Regions from separate parts of the Homo sapiens genome. Here region 2 is linked to region 1. The links are chromatin loops, found by intact Hi-C in ENCODE. Cell type or tissue: K562. All regions are shown on one strand. Links, peaks and the distances in the headings refer to the core of each region. The heading gives the core; the rest is flanking DNA.

What was found. Hi-C counts contacts between places; a loop is a spot of excess contacts. Peaks named below come from ENCODE experiments on the same cell type or tissue, not always from the same donor. Only the 100,000 strongest peaks of a DNase experiment are listed, where the experiment ranks them.
Region 2: a loop joins it to region 1, with 5 times the contacts of the local background. A loop is called at or near these places in 4 of 110 quality-filtered maps.

What each region holds. Positions count from the first base shown.
Region 1 is chr6:42,621,690-42,633,369 of GRCh38, reverse strand. It overlaps UBR2 (ubiquitin protein ligase E3 component n-recognin 2), which reads right to left. Exons shown (of 47, transcript NM_001363705.2): 12 at 655-818; 13 at 466-565. Among named protein-coding and RNA genes, the nearest start is that of UBR2, 64 kb to the right of the region's middle. RefSeq lists an enhancer at 3,426-3,515. In K562, for the core only: no CTCF peak of the experiment used is centred there; a DNase peak (open chromatin) is centred at 6,189.
Region 2 is chr6:42,564,626-42,576,305 of GRCh38, reverse strand. UBR2 (ubiquitin protein ligase E3 component n-recognin 2) reads right to left here. Exons shown (of 47, transcript NM_001363705.2): 2 at 2,313-2,572. Among named protein-coding and RNA genes, the nearest start is that of UBR2, 6.4 kb to the right of the region's middle. RefSeq lists enhancers at 3,347-3,396, 3,487-3,546 and a silencer at 10,884-11,013. In K562, for the core only: a CTCF peak has its summit at 6,356; a DNase peak (open chromatin) is centred at 6,385.

The DNA.
Region 1 (11,680 bases), core at 2,538-10,537:
CCCAAGAGCAGTAGATGCCGGAATGTTTGCTGGGATCTCCTTTGCTCCATACCTTTCTAAGAATTTCCAATTAAAGAGGAGCTTCCTGGTCAGAATTGCAGCCATCCAAATTGATCTTTTGGAAATGTGCACGAAATGAAAAGATGCGCAGACAGAAAGCTGTTCATTTCAATGAACAACAACAACAACAACAACAACAACAACAAAGAAGCTGGGCCTGGGCCCGTGCCTGCGCCTCTAGTCCCAGGCAACTTTGGAGGCTGAGGCAGGAGAACTGCCAGAGACCAGGAGTTCAAAGGTATAGTACACTATGGTTGTGTCTATGACTAGCCACTACACTCCACCCTGGGCAACACAGTGAGACCCCCATCTCTTAAAAAGAAAAAGAAAAATTAAAAAAAAAAAAAAAAAGAGAAAAGAGAAAAAAAAAAAAGGAAAAAGAAAAGTGTAACAGTTTTTACATACCTGCATACATTTTAGTAATTCCAAAAAGGCATCAAACCCTTCTAGGAACTTCTGCCTCAGCTCATCTGACCATTCAGTTGGTTTGCTAATTAACACATACCTGAACAAGATAAAAGTGACAGTGGCAATTAACATAAACATTGACTTTCTATAAATTGCAACTGGTTTAATAATTAAATGAAAACTTACTTGAGATCTAAAATAAGGCTCTGTACTCTCCTAAATTTGAAGGCTTGTAAAGCAGTGTATCGTTCAAACTGAAATCTGCCCTGGGCATCTCGATGTCTCAAATGATCCATAAAAGTCTTAATGATAATGCTCATTAAGTTTTCTTCTGTGATGAGCATTCGAGCCTAAAAACAAAGTTTATCAGAGTGCATGGTAATCAAAAACTATGTACTAGGAAGACTAAAAAAAAAGTCACCAACATTGTTTAGCTCCTTCAGTTTAAACCTTTTTCAACACAACTATATATCATAAATGCATTACTGTGTATTTCTAAATAACAATTACTTACTCCAATTGCCATGTGTATGAAGCAACAATTATACCAGATGCCAGAAAGATGCCAGAATGTTAGAAGACAGTTCCAAGGCTCATTACTCAAAGATAAATTCAGGGTGGGGGCTCTGAATCAGGCTGCAAATTTTCCTTAACTGAGACATTTAGACACCTATAATGGTATGGTATAGTTATTCTAGGATCCAGAGGTTTACGACACAGATTCTCTAGAACTCAGTATGAAACAATATTTTCTCTTTATTTCCTTAGTTGAGATTTATTTTTTGTTTGTGTGTGTGTGCATGTGTGTACATATATATATATATATATATATTTTTTTTTTTTTTAAATAAGCAAATACATGTAAATCATACTAAATGCAACAGGGAGTCTCCTAGCTCCTGAGGTCTTCTTTCTAAAGGCAAATCTTGTTAATCGTAGTTCCTTGCATATTCTTGCAGAGATGGTATATGTATGTGTATTTTATATATATATAATTACAGAACCTGTATTTATATATATATATATATATATATATATATAAAATCAGAGTATATACTACATAATACACACACATATATAAAATGTATAAATACATAAAGTGTGTATTAAGTATACACAAGTATGTATATCTATCTTTTTCCTACAAAAGATAGCATATTATATTGTTTTGTACATTTTTTTACTTGATATGGGACAATGTCCCATATCAGTTCATACAAATGCTCGTCATTCTTTTTAACCAGGTCTACTTTTGTATCAGATTTTATTTAGCCAAGCTTTTACTGGTCAGACATTTGGGTTGTTTCCAGTTTTATGCTATTAAAAAAGATGTTGCAACAAATATCCACTGTGTATAGTTGTAGGAATATTTATAGAGTAATTTCCTAAAAGTGGAAGTAATCGGTTAAAGAGTATGCACATAATAAATTTTAATGATATCACCAAATTGTTTCCACAAAGAGGCTCAACAATTTCTCTTTCTACCTACAATGTGGGCCATGCCCTCTCATGCCCTCCATAACACAATATAACTTCAAACATTTTGCTCTTTGCCATTTTGATGGTGTTAATCTCTGCCCTAATAGAGTCAGAAAGTCTAATGTTACTTTGAATACTTCATTTTGCACTCTGATACAAAAGATCATGGATCCTCACCCTGACATTTTCCAGCCTCAACAGCTAATCTCTCCTAGGATTCTAGAGTGTTATTGATGCTGGGTGACAACTTAAACAGGCCTCGCATAAGTCAAGATTAGGTAATTAGCAACAGAAAAAGTTTCATCAAAACGTAGAACAAGGCCAGGTGCAGTAGCTCACGTCTGTAACGCCAGCACTTTGGGAGGCTGAGGCAGGCGGATTATTTGAGCCCAGTTCGAGACCAGCCTGGGCAACACAGTGAAACCCTGTCTCTATAAAAAATAAAACAATTAGCTGGGTGTGGTGGCATGTACCTGTATTCCCAGCTACCTGGGAGGCTGAGGTGGGAAAATCACCTGAGCCTGGGAGGTCAAGGCTGCAGTGAGCCATGATCACGCCACTCCAGCCTGGGCGACAGAGTGAGACCCTGTCTTAAAAACAAAAAACAAAAAAACCCCAAATAAGCAGAAACAAAAATGCAGAAGACAGAAGTCTAAGAATATATTAAAACTGTATTCTAATATAGATGTTAAATTCTAAAGTCAGCAGATAAGTAGAAAATCTGTAAATATAAAACTGAGTTTGAAAACTTCAGGACTTAAAGCAGGCAGTAAGAGGAAGTTTGGTGGAGAGACGATATTGTTAGAATGTAAACCCCCACCAAACCAAGGCACTTACTAGCATTTTTAGTTTCAGGTGAATGTTAACAGAGATGGTTCACATACTGCACAATTTTGGATTAGATTCTAATTGTCTTTAGGGGTATCAAAAAAAAAAAATAGGCTGGGTGCAGTGGCTTATGCCTGTTATCCCAGCAAGGGAGGCCGAGGTGGGTGGATCACCTAAGGTCAGGAGTTCGAGACTAGCTTGGCCAACATGGTGAAACCATATCTCTACTAAAAAACACAAAAATTAGCTGGGCGTGGTGGTGGGCTCCTGTAATCCCAGCTACTCGGGAGGCTGAGACAGGAGAACCGCTTGAACTCAGGAGGCAGAGGTTGCAGTGAACCGAGATCATGCCATTGCACTCCAGCCTAGGCGACAGAGCAAGACTCTCTCAATTAAAAAAAAAAAAAAAGTAAATAATAATAGAGTGGTTCATTACTACTACTACTACTACTACTACTACTGCTACTGCTACTACTACTACTGCTACTACTACTACGATGGTTCATTACTAATGTCCCATTAAAACAGGAAGTAGCTGGCCACAGTGGCTCCTGTCTATAGTTCCAGCTACTTGTGAGGCTGAGGTTGAGGACTGCTTGAGCTCAGGATTTCGAGGCCAGCCTGGGCAACACAGCAAGGCCTTGACTCGTAAAAACAAACGAAAACCCCAAAAACCAAAACCAAAACAAAAACCAGGGGAGTTATTCAGGCATTTCTACTTCTAAAAGATAACAAAAGAAGCACATATTTCAAAGTTACAAACAGAAAAGAAAAATAAAAGACCTTAGGTTCTCAGCTTTATCACCTTATGCTAAGAAATTGTTGCTAACCTTTCAAAGTAATTTTCAACATTAAATACCAGACATTATTTGGTATTTAGTCTTGGTATATATTTCTTGTACTTAACACTTACCCTAAAAAATTATATATATTTTTTTGAGACAGAGTTTTGCTTTGTCACCCAGGCTGGAGTGCAGTGGCATAATCTTGGCTCACTGCAATCTCCTCCTCCAGGGTTCAAGTAATCCTCCCACCTCAGCCTCCTAAGTAGCTAGGATTACAGGTGTGTGCCACCACGCTTGGCTAATTTTTTACCTATATTTAGTAGAGACAGGGTTTCACCAAGTTGTCTAGGCTGATCTTGAAGTCTTGACCTCAAGTGATCTGCCTGCCTCGGCCTCCCAAAGTGCTGGGATTACAGGTGTGCGCCACTGTGCCTGGCCTTTCTTAATTTTTATGCCTACAATTCACTTTGCTTTAAAAAGCATTACCACTATCAGCCGGGCACAGTGGCTCACGCCTGTAATCTGAGCACTTTGGGAGGCTGAGGTGGGCGGATCACTTGAGGTCAGGAGTTCCAGACCTGTCTGGCCAACATGGCGAAACCCCCTCTCTACTAAAAATTAAAAAATTACCCGGGCATGGTGGCGGGCACCTATAATCCCAGCTACTAGGGAAGCTGAGGCTGGAGAACTGCTTGAACCCAGGAGGCGGAGGTTGCAGTGAGCCCAGATCATGCCACTGCACTCCAGCGTGGATGACAAGAGCGAAACTCTATCTCAAAACAAAAACAAAAACAAAAAAACCCCTGATTATATTACAGTTTTTATTCATTTTATATGATTCATATTCAATTTTGCATTGCAAGGCTCATTACCTATTTAACAGCATATTCAAAATGGGCCAAATTCTCCCGTAAGACTCTGAAAAATACAACTGAATAATAATAATCATCTATGCTTATACTTTTAAACTAAACATGCCATAGCATACAGGGATAATGCTGACTGAACACATATTTAATAAATTAGAACAACTATCATACTCTAATCACTTGAATTATAAGCACTATTTTTTTTTTTTTTTTTTTTTGAGTCAGAGCCTCACTCTGTCGCTCAGGCTAGAGTGCAGTGGCATGATCTTGGCTCACTGCAACCTCCACCTCACAGGTTCAAGCAATTCTCCTCTCTCAGCCACCTGAGTAGCTAGGATTACCAGCACCTGCCACCATGCCCAGCTAATTTTTTGTATTTTTAGAAGAGACGGGGTTTCACCATGTTGGCCAGGCTGGTCTCGAACTCCTGACCTCAAGTGATCCTCCCACCTTTGCCTCCCAAAGTGCTGGGATTACAGGCATGAGCCACTGTGCCTGGCCAGTACTGGGTCTTGACCAAACTAAAAATGAAGACTGTGTTAATTGTAAGGTAATTGTGATTCAAAAGGTACCACTGCTGTAAAACATTCCACTAATATCTAGGGCAAGTTATTTTTAACCAGGGATGTGCATAATAATTATTAACAGAGTTTTGTTTTTTTTTTAAAGAACTATAAAAGTATTCTTTCAGTCATGATGAAGTAGCTTGAGGATGACCAACATTTCCAACAAGAACAACTAGAAACGCTTAATAAAAGTAAAAAAAAGTTTGAAATCACTAGAGAGCTGCTGAGACAAGGACTCCAGGAGATAAAACCAGGGAGAAAGGGAACTGCACAAGGAGGTGAGCCAGCATTCTGCAGCTGCTTTTCCCTCAGCATTTGTCTATTCTGGGAGTGGGGTAAGAGGGGATTTAAGATCCCAAGAAAAAAACAAAGCTACCTTTGCAAAAACTGTTAACAGTGAGAAAATTATGACAACGAAAGAGATCTGACCTAATTGACTTCATCTTGCCTTTAATCTCCAAAACTGCCCTTATTCATTCCTGGGTGCAGGCCAAACTAACTTTGGGAGGAATGTGGTTTACAGTTTAACTTTAAAACAAAGACTTTAAAGACTTTAAAACAAAGGCTGGGTGTGGTGGCTCATGCCTGTAATGCTAGTACTTTGGGAGGCTGGGGTGGGAGGATCATTTGAGCCCAGGAGTTCAAGACCAGCCCAGGCAACATAGCAAGACATTGTCTCTACTAAAAATAAGAGATAAAAAAAAAAACTTAGCCAGGTGTGTAGTGGCGCACACTTGTAGTCCCAGCTACTCAGGAAACTGAGGCAGGAGGTTGGCTTGAATTTGGGTGGTCGAGGCTGCAGTGGGCCACGATTGCACCACTGCACTCTAGCCTGGGCAACAGAGCGAGACCCTGACTCAAAAAACAAAACAAACCAAAAAAACAAACAAAGACGGTAATAGACTCTCCCTGAAACAAACTCCCTCCTTGCTTGGGAACCAGACTGCGTTTGTAAAACCAACAAATTAGCCACTAGATTAGAAATTATGGCTCAGAAGTCATGTAGCCAGAGGCCACAATATCACTAACCTCCCCCACTTGCTCCTACAGATAACATTACTATTGTAAAACCTAAGATTGGTGTTTGAGGTATTTTTCAGACCCTGCATACTGAAGGACCTGCTGGAGACACCCAGACTGGTAAACTGGCTTATCTGGTCTTATGGCCCCCACCTAGGAACTGACTCAGCACAAGTGGACAGTTTCAACTCCCTGTGATTCCACCCTGGACCCAACCAATCAGCATCCCCTATTTCCTAGCCCCCTGCCCTCCAAACCTAGGCTCTAAATTGTTGGGGTGGCTGATTTGAGTAATAATAAAGCTTTGGTCTCCCACTTGGCCAGCTCTCTGTGTACTAAACTCTTTCTCTATTGCAATTCCCTCGTCTTCATAAATCGGCTCTATCTGGGCAGCGAGCAAGGTAACCCATTGTGTGGTTACAAAATATGTACAGAACTGCTATTATTAGGGAGAAAAACTTGCTGAGACTATAGCAGTCCCAGGGTGTTGGAGAGGCCAGAATCCCAGTAAGAAAAAGAGCAGGGGGAACTGAGTTCAACGTTCTTCCAGTTTTTCCTTAAAGACATTTACAAAATTCTAAAGTTATATAAGGAAGCAAGATTAGTGTACAAGTTCCTATAGAGTGAACAAACTCGAATTCTAGGGAAGAACTCCAGGCTCTCGATTGAGAACCCCTAGGGAGTTATGTGTCAGGGGTGGGGATGAAGCAGAAGTAAGACTGAGTCTTGTCAAAACAACATGGAGACACTTAAATCCTTGACTGGACTAAAGTGATCCACCTCACTCTATCAGCTGAAGAGAACTCGAATATGCCACCCCAAAATATGCCACTTTGGCATAAGGATTATTTTGAGCGAAGGCAACTGAGGACAGCAGACACAAGAGAAGCCGTAAAAAGAGAGCATACATTTCCCTTCTGTAAAGTGTCCTCTCACTTTCCAGGAAGGCAAGGGGCATCCTTTATTACCTAAGTTCATTTGAACTTGCAAAACAAACCTTTCTAAACAACCCTCATTTGCCACAAACAAGACTGTGACATGCAGTTAAAATTATGCTTAGATGGAAACCTAAGCCTTAAATCATCAGAAAAGAAGGCTGAAAGTAAATGATCTAATAATCTATAAAGAAATTACATTGGTGGTCACGAAAGAAAAGAAACTACGCAAGAATGGCAAAATCTAAAGAAAACACAAAAAAGGAAAGAATAAAACAAAGCAAATGTATAAAAGGGGAAAAATAAGGCAGCTCACGGTGGCTCACGCCTGTAATCCCAGCACTTTGGGAGGCTGAGGCAGGCAGATCACGAGGTCAGGAGATCGAGACCATCCTGGCTAACATGGTGAAACCCCGGCTCTACTAAAAATACAAAAAAAATAGCCAGGCATGGTGGCGGGTGCCTGTAGTCCCAGCTACTTGGGAGGCTGAGGCAGGAGAATGGCGTGAACCCGGGAGGCGGAGCATGCAGTGAGCCGAGATCGCACCACTGCACTCCAACCTGGGCGACAGAGCGAGACTCCGCCTCAAAAAAAAAAAAAGGGGGGAAAAATAAATCAACGCAACTAAAGGTTGGTTCTTTGAAAAAACTAATAAACACATACATCTCTAGGCTGGGCATGGTGGCTCATGTCTGTAATCCAGCACTTTGGGAGGTTGAGGTAGGCAGATCACATGAGGCCAGGAGCTTGAGACCAGCCTGGCCAAGATGGCAAAACTCCATCTCTACTGAAAATACAAAAATTAGCCGAGTGTGGTGGTGCATGCCTGTAGTCCCAGCTACTTGGGAGACTGAGACACCAGAATTGCTTGAACCTGGGAGGTAGAGATTGCAGTGAGCTGAAATCATGCCACTGCACTCCAGCTTGGGTGACAAAGTGAGACCCTGTCCTAAAAAAAGAGTATACATCCTTAGAAAGACTGGTAAGAAAAACAGAAAAATTTAAATTTAAAAAAGGATTACAAAAAATACTACAAAACCTATAGATCTGAAATGTATTAAATAGAAAATAAGACAAATATTAGGTGTCATTTAAATCAATGTAATTGGAAATTTAAATGAAATTAGCAAAGTCCCAAGAAAAAACATGTTATTAGAAGGGAAACAAGAAACAGGAAATCTGAATAGTCCTATTAAAAATTTTAACTGGCTATAAAATCATTTCCAGAAAGAAATCTTGAGGCCCAAATGGTTACACTGGAGAATTCTTCCAAATATTTAAGTGAGTAAAGTGCCTTTGCAAAATTATGACAATAAGAGAAATCTGATATAATTGACTCCATCTTGCTTCTAACCTCCAAGCTGTCCTTGGTCATTCTGGGGTGTAGGCCAAACTAACTTTGGGAGAAATTTAATTTGTAGTTTAACCTTAAAGCAAGGAAGATAATAGCCCTTTCCAAAAGGAAACTGCCTTTATAAAACTAATGAAAGTCCACAAGGTTAAGATGATGAAAGGGGCCTGAATTATGCTAAGATGTAAGTTAAATGATAACCAGCAATCACAAGATTTGTAACTTCCACAATTACTCCTATAGATAACAACACTATTGTAGAACCTAAGAGTGGCCTTTTTGAGATGCCTTTTCAGACTTTGCATTACTTGTGATCCATAATTCAACCAGTCCTTTGACCCTCAGCCACAAGTGGACTCAGCACACACCCTAATGATGCTCTCCTCAACCAATCAGCATCACCTACTCCCTAGTTTTCTGCTCACCAAATTATACTTGAAAACCCCTAACCTCCAAGCCTTCAGGGGGAGATTTTGAGTAAAAACTCTGTCTCCCATGTTGTGTGGCCAGCCTCCTGTCAATTTAACTCTTTCTGTACTGCAATGCCGTGGTCTCAGTGAATTGATTTTATCTGTACAGTGGGCAGAAAGAATCTGTTGGGCAATTACAAAAGCAATAAGGAGTAAGTGGTTCACACCTGTAATCCCAACACTTTGGTAGGCCGAGGTGGAAGGATCACTTGAGGTCAGGAGTTCAAGACTAGCCTGGGCAACAAAGCAACACCCCCCCCACCAACTCAACAAACACTAAAAAAAAAAAAAAAATTAGCCAAGTGTGGTAGTGCATGCCTGTACTCCCAGCTACTTGGGAGGCTGAGGTGGATCACTTGCACACAGGAGGTTGAGGCTGCAGTGAGCTGAGATCGCACCACTGCACTCTGGCCTGGGTGCTAGAGTGAGAATTGGTCTCAAAAAACAAACAAAACAAAACAAAACAAACAAACAAAAAAAGAGCAATACCTATCTTACATAAAATTTTCCAGAAAACAGAATATACTTGCCAATGTAATTAATGAGTCCTCTTTAATCTTAATACCAAAACCCCAAAAGGCTATAACAAGGAAAGAAAATTATCACTTAATCTCTCTCACAAATAAGGGTGCACAAATAGAATCAAGCAATATAGAAAAAGGATAATATACCACAACCAAGTTTGGTTTATTTCCTTAAAGCAAAAGTAATAAAACATTTGAAAAAAAATTAAATAACCTTATTAACAGACAAAGGGAGAAAAAAACCACTTGATCATACCATCCAATGCCTCTCCTGAAATTCATGAAAATTAAACACATATTCATGATTTAACATAAACAAAAACCAGCCGGGTGCAGTGGCTCACGCCTGTAATCCCAGCACTTGGGGAGGCTGAGGAGGGTGGATCACGAGGTCAGGAGTTCAAGACCAGCCTGACCAACGTGGTGAAACCCCGTCTCTACTAAAAATATAAAAATTAGCTGGGCGTGGTGGTGTGCACCTGTAATCCCAGCTACTCAGGAGGCTGAGGCAGAAGAATCGCTTGAACCCGGAAGGCGGAGGTTGTAGTGAGCTGAGATCACACCACTGCACTCCAGCCTGCGCGACAGAGTGAGGCTCCGTCTCAAAAAAAACCCAAAACCAAACAAACAAAAACCAAGTTGGGCTCAGTGGTGCATGCCTATAGTCCCAGGTACTCGGGAGACTGAGATGGGAGGATTGCTTGAGCCCAGGAATTTGAGGGCAGGCTGGGCAACATCACAAGGCTCCCTCTCTTAAACAACACTACCATCTTAGAGCAAACTAGGAATAGAGAAAATTTCTCTAATCTGATAAAAGAGTATCTATAAACAATCAAACAAAAACCAAGCAAACAAAACTCCAAAGCAAAACATCATACTTTACGGTAAAATATTAAAAGTTTTCCCCCTGAGATCAGATATGAGACAAAGATTTCTGCTTTTATCTACCACTTGTATTTAACACTGTAGTTGAGGTCCCAGCCAGTATAATAAAGAAAATGAAATAAAATATATAAATATTCAAAATAAGAACTAAAACTGCTGTTATTCATGAATGACAAGTGATATGATTATGTACACAGAAAAATCCAAAAGAATCTGCAAACTGGCTGGGCACAGTGGCTCATGCCTGTAATCCCAGTACTTTGGGAGGCTGAGGCAGGATGATAGCTTGAGCCCAGGAGTTTGAGACTGGCCTGAGCATCACAGACCCCATCTTAAAAAAAAAAAAAATCTATAAACCATTAGAATAAATGAATGTGGAAAAAGTGGCTGGATACATGGCTGATATACACAAATGAATGTATTTCTATAAGCAAATACAAAGTAAAGTTAAAAAAAATTTCCCATAGAATCAAAAGCCAAAAACAGGCCAGGTGCGGTGGCTCAGGCTTGTAATCCCAGCACTTTGGGAGGCCGAGGTGGGCAGATAACCTGAGGTCAGGAGTTTGAGACCAGTCTGGCTAACATGGTGAAACACCATCTCTATGAAAAGTACAAAAAAACTAGCCAGGTGTGGTGGCACGCACCTGTAATCCCAGCTACTTGGGAGGCTGAGGCAGAAGAATCACTTTAACCTAGGAGGCGGAGGCTGCAGTGAACTGAGATTGCACCACTGCACTCCAGCGTGGGGAACAGAGTGAGGTTCTGTCTCAAAAAAAAAAAAAACCCACCAAAAAACCCAAAAACAATGTCTCCCCTCCCCCCAAAACCAAACCAAACACCTAGAAATAAATCTAACAAAAGAAGAATGGGGGCCAGGCGCAGTGGCTCACGCCTGTAATCCCAGCACTTTGGGACGCTGAGATGGGTGGATCACCTGAGGTCAGGAGTTCGACACCAGCCTGACCAATATGGTGAAACCCTGTCTCTACTAAAAATACAAAAATTAGCCAGGCGTGGTGGCAGCAGGTGTCTGTAATCCCAGCTACTCGGGAGGCTAAGACAGGAGAATTGCTTGAACCTGGGAGGCAGAGGTTGCAGTGAGCCAAGATTGTGCCACTGTGCTCTAGCCTGGGTGACAGAGCAAGACTCCATCTCAAAAAGAAAAAAAAGAAGAGTGGGAAGCCCTCTATAATGACAACTATAAAGTATTGAAAGAAATTTTTTTAAAAAACTAAATGAATGAAGGAATACATCAAGTTCACAGGGCAGAAGACTCAATATTGTAAAGATACCAATTCTTCCTAAACTGAAGGAGAGATTAATTTCAATCTCAATCAAAATATATGAAGGCTTCTTCGTGTGTATGGAAGCTGATATGCTGAATCTAAATTCATACAGAAATACAAAGGATTAAGAATGGCCAAGGCTGGCCTGGCGCGGTGGCTCACGCCTGTAATCTCAGCACTTTGGGAGCTGAGGGGGATGGATCACCTGAGGTC
Region 2 (11,680 bases), core at 1,860-9,859, 56 kb after region 1:
GATGGGAACAGAAGAGATCACTACAGATGCATGGTTTCCAATATCTATTTCAATACATTTATACAGATAGGTATAAAATAAAGCTCCATTGAGACAGCCTGAGAGTTATAACACCAACAGCAACATGCACACATACCATCTTATTTGTAAACACCATTTTCCACTAAAAAGAACCAGGATCCTTGGCAAAATGGTTGATTTCAGGGTTGGGGCAGGAGAAAGCTCAAGATTGCCTGGGACATCTTGTTGTACCAGGAAGAAAAGAAAAAACAGAAGGGAAAAGGAAAGGAAAAGAAAAAGAGCTCAAAGGATGATAGAGATATGAAAAAGAACAAAGATAGCTTGAAGGGGCTCCTATTGACCAAATCTAGGACAATTTGAGCATAATAATGAGACCCCACAAATACTGATATAAATAAATAAATTGAAAGTTTGATAATGAAGAGGATACTTAATAGTCTCAAAGTACTTCCCAACAACACACTTATTGATCACATAGGGGAAAAGAGTAACATTACAGTGGAGAAGTCTTGCAGACATCCCTTTAATCAAGTGATCAATATCACCAGTTGTAGAACTAATCAAAATCATACATACCACCTGACAGGGTTAAAACACATGATTTCTGTGGCACTCCTGTCACAGATGCAACTTGAATCTAATTACGAAAACCAGACAAACCCAAATTGAGGGGACATTGACAAAATAACTGGTCTGTAATCTTCAAAAGTGTCAAGATCATGAAAGTCACAGAAAAATTGAGGAAACATTCCAGATTGAAGATTAAAAGACAAGATATACAAATAATTTGGAACTAGATCCTATTAATACAAAGAACATTACTGAACAATGGGGTCTCAATTTCCTATCCATAAATTATGAGGTTCAACTAGGTCTACTGCTCCAAACATCAACAGAATATTCAAAGTAGTTTCTGTAATAGCAAACAAAAAACTAGGTCTAATAGTTTTTCAATATATATACTGTTCTCTATTGATATTCTAAATAAGCTAATAAAGAAAACTACCATAGATAACCAGAGGCTTTCACCAAAATTAGCTTATTAAATTTCAGTTTTACAGGAAAAAGTTTAAAGGAAAAAGTTAAATAATGTCTCTGACAACACATCTACACAAAAGAATATTATCTAGCTACATAAGCTGATACGGAAAGATGTTAAGCTATGGTTAAATACAGAAAAGAAAATTTAGCTCAGTATATGTAACATATTCCCATCTGTATTTATGTATGTAGGTTTAAAATTGCCATATATCTTGGCCTATATACACAAAGAAAATTTCTGAAAGAGGCCGGGTACAGTGGCTCATGCCTGTAATCCAGCACTTTGGGAGGCCAAGGCAGGTGGATCATCTGAGGTCAGGAGTTTGAGACCAGCCTGGCCAACATGGTGAAACCCCGTCTCTATTAAAAATACAAAAATTAACTGGGCATGGTCATGGGCTAAGCCTGTAATCCCAGCCAGTTGGGAGGCTGAGGCAGAAGGATCACTTGAACCTGGCAGGTGGAGGTTGCAGTGAGCCGAGATCGCGCCACTGCACTCCAGCCTGGGTGACAGGGCAAGACTCCATCTCAGAAAAAAAAAAAAAAAGGAAAATTTCTGAAATGATATATGGGAAAATGTTAACAATGATTAATTCTGGAAAATTGGACAGTCAAAAAGGGGACAAGGCACTTTATTCTCCATCTTCTACCCTTGTATACTCAATTTTCACCAAGAAATTTAAAAAAGAAAAGTCTTCCTAACAGCAGTAAATGCATACAGCACCCAGATCTTGGTTTCTAACTACCATTCCCAAATGAAAGAAAAATCTTTAAAGAAATAGCTGATTGTACATACGGGTCAGAGCAAGTACAAAGTGAGCTGGGGCATCTTGTGCCAGAAAGGAAAGAAGCACCCACAAACTAATGAAGGCATGTGAAAAAGACAAGATGGTGTGACGGGGCTCTCACTAGCCAAATCTATGGCAATTTGAACATCAGAATTACTGTAACTAAAAAATATCAAGAAAAGCAAGAAAGTGATTATTGCAAGAGTCAAGATGTCAGTTAATTATGGGGGAAGGAAGAAAGCACACAGTGGGCTTCAAGAATGCTGGTGACAATTTTTTTTGATCAAGAATAATTACAAAAATGTTTGCTTTAATTATTTATTAAATAGCATGTATTTGTAATACAGATTTTTAAGCAGATATGGTATTTCATAATTTTTAAACAAAAACTCAAAAGTTCCAGGGAAAAAAAGAGGTCAAATAAAACAAGAGCCTCCTAGAAAGAAAATTAAAATATTTTACCTGCAAGAATATGTAGGCTCTCCTACTTTAAAAACACGACCACAAAGATGAGAAGGTTTGTTTGCTTGCTCAAGTTTTGGAAATCCAAATGCAGGATCTTCACCACAAAGGTACCATTCCATTGGTCCCAACAAAACATGCTGTGCCAGCATGTCTTCTTTCTGTGGAAAAGGGTTGGGACCCCTGCAGTAGATTTTGGGTACATAGTGGGCTAAATGCTGGTACACTTCTCTAGTGAGGTCAGTTGCTTGCAGCCATTTCTTTAAAAGAAGAAAAGAGAAGAAATGGTTTTAAACACCAACAAACTAATTTGAACAAATTCACCCTACTTTCTTTTAGGTACAAAAATAATGACAAAAGCATATTAAAATATTTTGTTTACAACACTCACCACCGTACGTTAGAAATTTAATCTATTAAAATGCCAAGTATGTTTAAATCCTACTTTTAAGTGTAAGTAAAATTAAAATGAAACAAGCCTCCCTCCTTCCCTGCAAAATGACTCTTGAAGCAATCTTCTCTAGGCAGTACCAGAAAATAATTACAAGAAATCATTATATAAGATATGAACCATTGAGCTCACCTAATGTCCTTCCTAATGCTTTGCTCAAATGTTATTCTCATTGTGATATCAATTCTCACGTCAGTTTGTCCATAGGAAGAGTGTACGGTGAATATGAACAGCCAATATGTACGGTGAACATGAACAGCCAATACACATTTCTTAATGATTGATAAGCAAGTTTATATACCAGTCTCTTATTGAATAAGTCAGTCCACAAGAGACTGTTGTACCAATTATGCCTTCTTTCTCTGATCAACTTCTCTCTCTCTATAAGGCCTTTTCCGTTTGCTCTCCCCACTAAAAACAAATTTTAAAGCATGATTCTACTTAGATCTCATAGGTACCAACTCAATAACTGAATGCATGATCTCCCCTCCATGCTCCACCAAAATCTGTTATTTTCTCCATTTCCAGCTCAACCTGGGTATCCACACCGAAAAATCTGAAAAGCTTCCCAGCACTTTGGGAGGCCAGGCCAAGCAGATCACCTGAGGTCAGGAGTTCAAGACCAGCCTGGCCAACATGGTGAAGTCTCTTCTCTACTAAAAATATAAAAATTAGCTGGATGTGGTGGCGCATGCCTGTAATCACAGTTACTCAAGAGGCTGAGGCAGGAGAAATCGCTTAAACCCAGGAGGCAGAGGTTGTAGTGAGCCAAGATCCAGCCTGGGCGACAGAGCAAGAGTCTGTCTCAAAGGACAAAAAAAAAAAAAGACTCACTTCTGCTAGAATGCAGTTAACTGAACCGTGAACAAAACCCACAGATGGAGGGAAAGAGGAAGGGGAAGTGAGTTGAAAAACTACCTATTGGGTACTATGCTCACTACCCAGGTGCAATATACTCATGTAACAAACCTGCACATGTATTCCTTAAATCTAAAGTAAAAGCTGAAATTAAAAAAAACCTCCAATGTTTACCTATGGATTACTACCTAATTCCAGTTACATTTTTATTTAAAAAAAAAAAAAAAGTATGTTCAAGTGATATGTAACATCATAAGAAGTCAACATAAGGTCTTCATTTTAGCTATTACTTGTATATTCTTCAGACCACTCCTTCTAAAAACAACATACAGAGAGATTTTAAATATGCATGAGGTGATGTATATTAACTTTCTAGTCAATTTCTGTTTTCAGAGAACTTTTACTAAAAATGTAAAAATTTTGTTCATAAGTTAAGGGACTGGATAGAAGCTTATAACCAAAAACGGTGAAAGAGTTTTCATGCTTAAAGTGAAACTAAACTATTTTCCAAATATTACTAACATTGTTGTGTTTACATTATGCAAGTAGGAAAGAGACTAAATTACTTTCAAAACAACAGCATTTCTTCCCTGGTGGCCAAGTGGTTAGGGAAAAAAAAATAAAAATAAAAATAAAACAGCAGCAGCAGCATCATTTCTTAGGAGACAATCCTACAGGCTTTAAGTATTCTCTCCCTTCAGAGTGACTCAATCAAAATTTTATATATACATACACATCCTTTAAGCTCAGTAATTATAAAGAGGACAAGTTTTAAAAAAAGAAAAAGAGTCCTCAACAAGCATACTAGAATCTTATTCTTTGAGCTAAAAGACCTCGTTTTGGCCTCATTCAAAGGTAAATGTCTCATTTTTCACCCATTGTCAGCAAACCAAAACAAGAATGAAGGTAGTCAAATGATCCTAAGCGCTTTTTTTTTTTTTTTTTTTTGAGTCTCGTGCTGTCGCCCAGGCTGGAGTGCAGTGGTACGATCTCGGCTCACTGCAACCTCTGCCTCCCAGGTTCAAGTGATTCTCCTGCCTCAGCCTCCTGAGTAGCTGGGGTTACAGGTGTGCACCACCACACGCGGCTAATTTTTGTATTTTTAGTAGAGACAAGGTTTCACTATGTTGACCAGGCTTGTCTCAAACTCCTGACATCAGGTGATCTGCCCACCTCGGCCTCCCAAAGGTGCTAGGATTCAATTTACTCTTTATGAAAGAAAAATTAAGCAATAAGACCAAAATAATTCACCTCCATGATCCTAGAAAGTTAAGTGCTTCGGACTTTTTTTTACAACATATTGAAAGATTTTATTTAAAAACCAGTTTTTTTCCTTATATTTTATGTTCCCATTCCTGTAAAACTTCACTGTTGCAAAATTTTAATACAAGAATGAAAGGTTACTTTAGAAGGGATGCTTTTTTTTTTTTTTTTTTTTTTTTGAGACGGAGTCTTGCTCTGTCACCCAGGCTGGAGTGCAGTGGCGCGATCTCGGCTCACTGAAAGCTCCGCCTCCCAGGTTCACGCCATTCTCCTGCCTCAGCCTCCCAAGTAGCTGGGACTACAGGCTAGCATGGATGCTTTCTAAAAAAAAATTATGCAGTCTAGTAACTGTAACGAGAGCAAATTTGTTCATAGATTTCTTCAACAAAAATTCAGACGCTAGTATCAGCTTCTGGTTAAGAAAAAAAAAAAAAATCGGCCAGGCTCTTTGGCTCATGCCTGTAATCCCAGCACTTGGGAGGCCAAGGCGGGTGGCTCATTTGAGTTCAGAGGTTCGAGTCTAGCTTGGGCAATATGGCAAAACCCTGTCTCTTCTAAAAATAAAAGAAGATTAGCTGGGCATGGTGGTGCATGCCTGTAGTCCCAGCTACTCAGGAGGCTGAGGTGGGAGGATCACCTGAGCCCCGGAGGTTGAGGCTTCAGTGAGGCATGATCACGCCACTGCACTTCAGCCTGGGTGACAGAGTGAGATCCTGTCTCAAAAAACAAACAAACAACAAAAAAAAAACTAGCCACTTTACATAAAAATATTATTAGTAAAACAAGCAAGTATTTCACTCTTTATTACATATTATTATAAATAACAAGACTTAAAAGTCTGGTCCAAGAAAGGCATGCATATGCTCCCCATTTTTCAAATCTTTACTACTCCTGGGCACAGTGGCTCACGCCTATAATCCCAGCACTTTGGGAGGCCAAGGTGGGCAGATCACTTGAGGCCAGGAGTTCGAGACCACCATGGCCAACATGGTGAAACCCCATCTCTACTAAAAATACAAAAATTAGCCAGGAGTGGTGGTGCACGCCTGTAATCCCAGCTACTTGGGAGGCTGAGGCAAAAGAATCGCTTGACCTCAGGAGGTGGAGGTTGCAGTGAGCCTAGATCACGCCACTGTACTCCAGCCTGGAGGACAGAGTGAGACTCCGTCTCAAAACCAAAAACTTTACTACCATTATATGAAAAAATCACAATCACCTAAAAGATTTGGGCTCTATTACAGGCACTTTAAGCTGATTAAACATACATACTTAATATAAAAAGCAAGAAAAATTTATGACTGTCTTTCAGAAGTAGCTCACACATTTCCCCAAAGAATAAAATCTATAGCTTTTCATATTAGTTCTAACATATGCTAACTGCAACTGTTTCTTCAACATGAAAAATTAAGATTTCCAGTTTGGTTGGCCTTTTGTCTTTATTTCAGACACTTGTAGCTGTCACACCCATGTGGCATAAGAGAGTAATAAGCATTCACTATCTTACTACAAGTCCCTCTTAAGGGAAGTAAAGAAACTGTCAACTCATTCCTCTAAAGTAAACATGTTATGACAATGTTTCCAGGAGCTTTCCCTCTATTAAATACTAAATTTAAGCCTTGGGATAGAAAGCAAGTACAATAAAATAAAAATGAAATGAAAAATGAAAGAATCCCTAGAGGTTAGTTAGCCTTTTATTACAGTCTCTATTATTCTATACCCAATTAAAATTGTATCCTTTAACTACTTTTGGTTTTGCTTTCAAACAAGGATAAGCAACATGTAAGTTAATCATAAAACAACTAGTGCTCATAACCATAAAAACAATAGTGTTTAAGTGGGAGTTTTAGGGAATATATTGAGAAAAATTTTAAACAAATTATATTAAGAGCTCTACAAATTAAGGAGAATATTTACAAATAAAATATAGAAATTTAATAGGTCAAAAGACTAATTGAAAATAGGCAAAGAAGACATAAAAATGGCCAATAAGCTCATAAAAAGATGTTCCAACATGACTCATGAGGGAAATGCAAATCAAAACCACAATGAGAAGGCATAACACCCAAAAGAATGGCTGTAATCAAAACACAGGCAAAAACAAGTGTTGGCAAGGATCTGGAGAAATTGGAACTCTCATGCACTACTGGTGGGAATGTAAAACAATGCAACTGCTTTGGAAAAATCTGGCAGTTCTTCAAAATAGTTAACATATGACCCACCAATTTCACTTCTAGGTATGTATATACCCAAGAGAAACAAAAGCATATGTCCCCACAAAAATTTGTAAAAAATGTTCACAGCAACATGATTCATAATACCCAAAAAGTAGAAACAACCCAAATATTCACCAACTGATGAACAGATAAATAATATATGGTTTATCTATACAAAGGAATGTCATTTGGCAATAAAAAAGAAAGAATTACTGACACAGGTTGAGCATCCCTAATTTGAAAACGTGAAATCCAAAATGATCCAAAATCTGAAACTTTGCATGCCCACACGATGCTCAAAGAAGTGCTCATTGGAACATTTGGATTTTGGATTAAGGATGCTCAACTGGTATAACTGCAAATATTTTAAAATCCAAAAAAATCCAAAATCCAAAACACTTCTGGTGGCAAGCGTAACAATACTCAACCTGTACATGGTACAACATGGATAAATATTTTATTTTTATTATTTTTTTTTTGAGACAGAGTCTCGCTCTGTTGCCCAGGCTGGAGTGCAGTGGCGCGATCTTGACTCACTGCAAGCTCCGCCTCCCGGGTTCATGCCATTCTCCTGCCTCAGCCTCCCAAGTAGCTGGGACCACAGGCGCCTGCCACCACGCCCGGCTAATTTTTTGTATTTTTTAGTAGAGACGGAGTTTCACCGTGTTAGCCAGGATGGTCTCGATCTCCTGACCTTGTGATCTACCTGCCTTGGCCTCCCAAAGTGCTGGAATTACAGGTGTGAGCCACCGCGCCTGGCCCAACATGGATAAATATTTAAAACATTATCTAAGAGAAAGAAGTCAGCCACAAATGACAATATGTTGAATTCCATTTATACGAAATATCCAGAATAGGCAAATCTACACAGACAAAAATTAGTAGTTGATTAGACCTCAGGAGTTTAGGTGTGAAAGGGAAGTGACTGCCAATAGGTACAGGATTTCTTTTTTGGGGTGATAAAAATGTCCCAAAATTGATCATAGTGATGATTGCATGAATCTGAATATACTAAAAACCACTGAATTTAACTGTACAGTATGTGAGTTATATCTCAATAAAACGGTTTAAAAAATGTACAGCAAAAAGATAACCAATACAGACCTAAAACTCTACATAAAACTTAACAAATTCATTATTTATTAAAACAAAATTTTTTTTGAAGACAGGGTCTCACTGTATCACCCAAGATGGAGTACAGTGGCATGATCATAGCTCACTGTAACTTCTAACACCTGGGCTCAAGCGATCCTCCCTGCTTAGCCTTCTGAGTAGCTAGGACTGCAAGTTCATGCCACCACACCCAGCTTATTTATTTTATTTTATTTTTTTTTAGTAGAGACAGGGTATAGCTAATGTTGCCCAGGCTGGTCTCAAACTCTTAGACTTAAGCAGTCCTCCCACCTCAGCCTCCCAAATAGCTGGGATTACTGGCATGAGCCAGTGCTCCCAACCTGTATTTCTTTTATATTCAGGGAAAAAGATGGGGTCCCGCTCTGTCACCCAGGCTGGAGTGCAGTGGCGCGATCTCGGCTCACTGCAACCCCAGCCTCCTGGGTTCAAGCAACTCTCCTGCCTCAGCCTCCCGAATAGCTGGGATTACAGGGGTGCACCACCATGCCCGGTTAATTTTTGTATTTTTAGTAGAGACAGGGTTTCACCATGTTGGCCAGGATGGTCTCTATCTCTTGACCTTGTGATCTGCCCTCCTTGGCCTCCCAAAGTGCTGGGATTACAGGCAAGAGCCACCACACCCGGCATGTTTACTTTTAAAACCGTAATCACTCACTGGAACATACTATAACCATATGTAGTATAGAAAGTAAACAGAGCCAAGAAGTGTTGGGAAAGTCATACTTATGGAGTCAATTCTAACAAGAAAAGAGAAGAATGAGAAGAGAGGGCCACTGTAATATCCTAAACTTACAAATATTAAAGAGTCAGCTTAGATACTTTTCTTTGTGAGGCATACTAGCTGGAATGGATGGGATCACAAAAAGTTCTTCCTCCTTATAACAGGAATAAGAAAAGCGGTGTGTAAATGAAATGTGGAAAGGTTGACACTAGTGCTCATTAGGTGATTTTTAAATGGAAGTGATCCTAACAAATTACCAATGACAGAGGTCTAAAGCCTACAATCACTGTTTTCTCTACTTGTTTCTCTTCCCTAAAATGTGCTTTCAACCTAAGAAAAAACTTTATTAATTTAAATGTGTGATAAAAAAGCTGAAGCCTAAGCTGAAAAAAACAGTTTTAAATGTTAGGTGTTTTAACTTAATACAGACAGTAAAGTCCTCACAAAGTAAGGCAAGATTAAGGTTATATAGTTGAAGGAATTTTATATTTTAATATTGGTTTTTGAGGTAGGAGGATCTCTTGAGCCTAGGAGGTCAAGGCTGCAGTGAGCTATGATAATGTCACTATACTCTAGTCTGGGCAACAGTGCAAGACCCCATCTCTTACCAAAAAAAGAAAAAAAAAAACTTATTGTTCAGAAAGGCATTTAAAAGTAAACAGGGTAGGCTGTGTGCGGTGGCTCACGCCTGTAATCCCAGGACTTTGGGAGGCCAAGGCGGACGGATAACCTGAGGTCAGGAGTTCGAGACCATCCTGGCCAATGTGGTGAAACCCTGTGTCTACTAAAAATACAAAAATTAGTCAGGCGTGGTGGCGTACGCCTGTAATCCCAGCTGTAATTCGGGAGGCTGAGGCAGGAGAATCACTTGAACCCCGGAGGCGGAGGTTGCAGTAAGCCAAGATTGCGCCATTGCACTCCAGCCTGGCGACAGAGCAAGACTGTCTCAAAAAAACAAACAAAAAAAGTAAACAGGGTAAAATGTAGCTCAGATTATGATCTTCACAAACTCAAATGAAGTCCAAATTAATAATTTTTTGTTGCATTTTCCTTGATTTTTCCTTACTGCATCTGCTTGAGAATTTCACTGAACAAGAACTAGGAGCACTGGCCTCCCGCACTACTTTTATAACCAGTTTCCTCAGGAGCCTCTACAAATTGGAGAACCTCTAATCACTTGATAGTTTGCACTTTTAGAATGGGATAACGGAATTTGTACCCTGTATCACTGGACCAAGACACAAAATTCAGTGAGAGAAAAAAAATCAAAACAGTACTTTGAGGTAAGCAACAGATATCAATTAGAAGAGGCATGGAGAGCAAACAGCTGTCATTATTATTTAACAGTTTACTTGTAACACTACTTTCATTTTCTTTTTTCAAATCTCCGATAAACGAAAGGCAGAAATTCCTTGAGTTGTACAACATTAAGTAGAAAGTAAATGAAAACAGACCTAGGCTAAACAAGTAAGTAGGTTTAAAAAAACACACCAAGGCAGGGCGCAGTGGCTCACGCCTGTAATCCCAGCACTTTGGGAGGCCCAAACAGGTGGATCACCTGAGGTCGGGAGTTTGAGACCACCCTGACCAACATGGAGAAACCCCAACTCTACTAAAAATACAAAATTAGCCGGGCGTGGTGGTGCATGCCTGTAATCCCAGCTACTCGAGGGGCTGAGGCAGCAGAATCGCTTGAACCCGGGAGACTGAGGTTGCGGTGAGCTGAGATCGCGCCACTGCACTCCAGCCTGGGCATCGAAAGCGAAACTCCGTCTCAAAAACAAAAACAAACAACAACAAAACACACCCAAACAAGCAAAGATTCAGCATTTAACAACGTATTTCTTTAAAGTCTTCACCTCTACTCCTGACATTTCTTTCTACCCGGACTTAATGTCCTCACCAATTCACGCAAAATAACTACTCACTGACCAACAGCTCCACAGTGCCCCCAATCCCAAATTTTGTTCGTAGCATTCAGATTGCTGACTTTTATTCACGGGTCACTCCCTTCCTAGCAGCCTTTTTAATTGGAGGTCTTAGAGGTGGGGCCCAAGCTGTCTTGGTCCATTCATAATCATTCTCGGCAATCTCTTCTAATGGGTGTTCCTACAACTCTGCTATTTACACTAGCATATTCATATTACAGTTTTAATGCAATAGTGCGTTTGAACGGTTTTACGTTTGGAATATAACTGCTCCTACTACACTGTGACCAGTTCTCACGTTTAGCTTATACAGTATTTGTTGAAAGCTGCTCTATCAACGTTATATAACATTTGTTCTCCATCCAATTACCCCTAACTCCTAGAAAAAATATTTTTAAAATTTCCCAGACTCCACGACTACTTTCTCATACTCAGTAAACTTTCCACACATGCATCAACGTTGTCAACTAATCAAACCGGTGCAAAAAAAAAAGATAGCACTGAAACGGATAACGAAGGGTAGTGTCGTTTGCCTTCTTGGTGCCTGGGGCAGTCCCAAAAACAAAAGAGGGGCTCGGTTAGGGTGGCATGTTTAGTCGGAGGAGCACACGGCTTCGCTTGTCTCAGGAAAAGCAATTAACTAGATAAACTAGGGCGATTATACCAAAAACACAAGAAGCGTCTCTTCTCCTCTTCCAAGAGCTGATATAAAGGGCAAAGGCCCATGTGTTGGGAGACTTAATGGGAGGCTGGGGGAAAGGAGGTATGATGGAAGAGCCGTGGGTTCTCCTGGGCAGAAA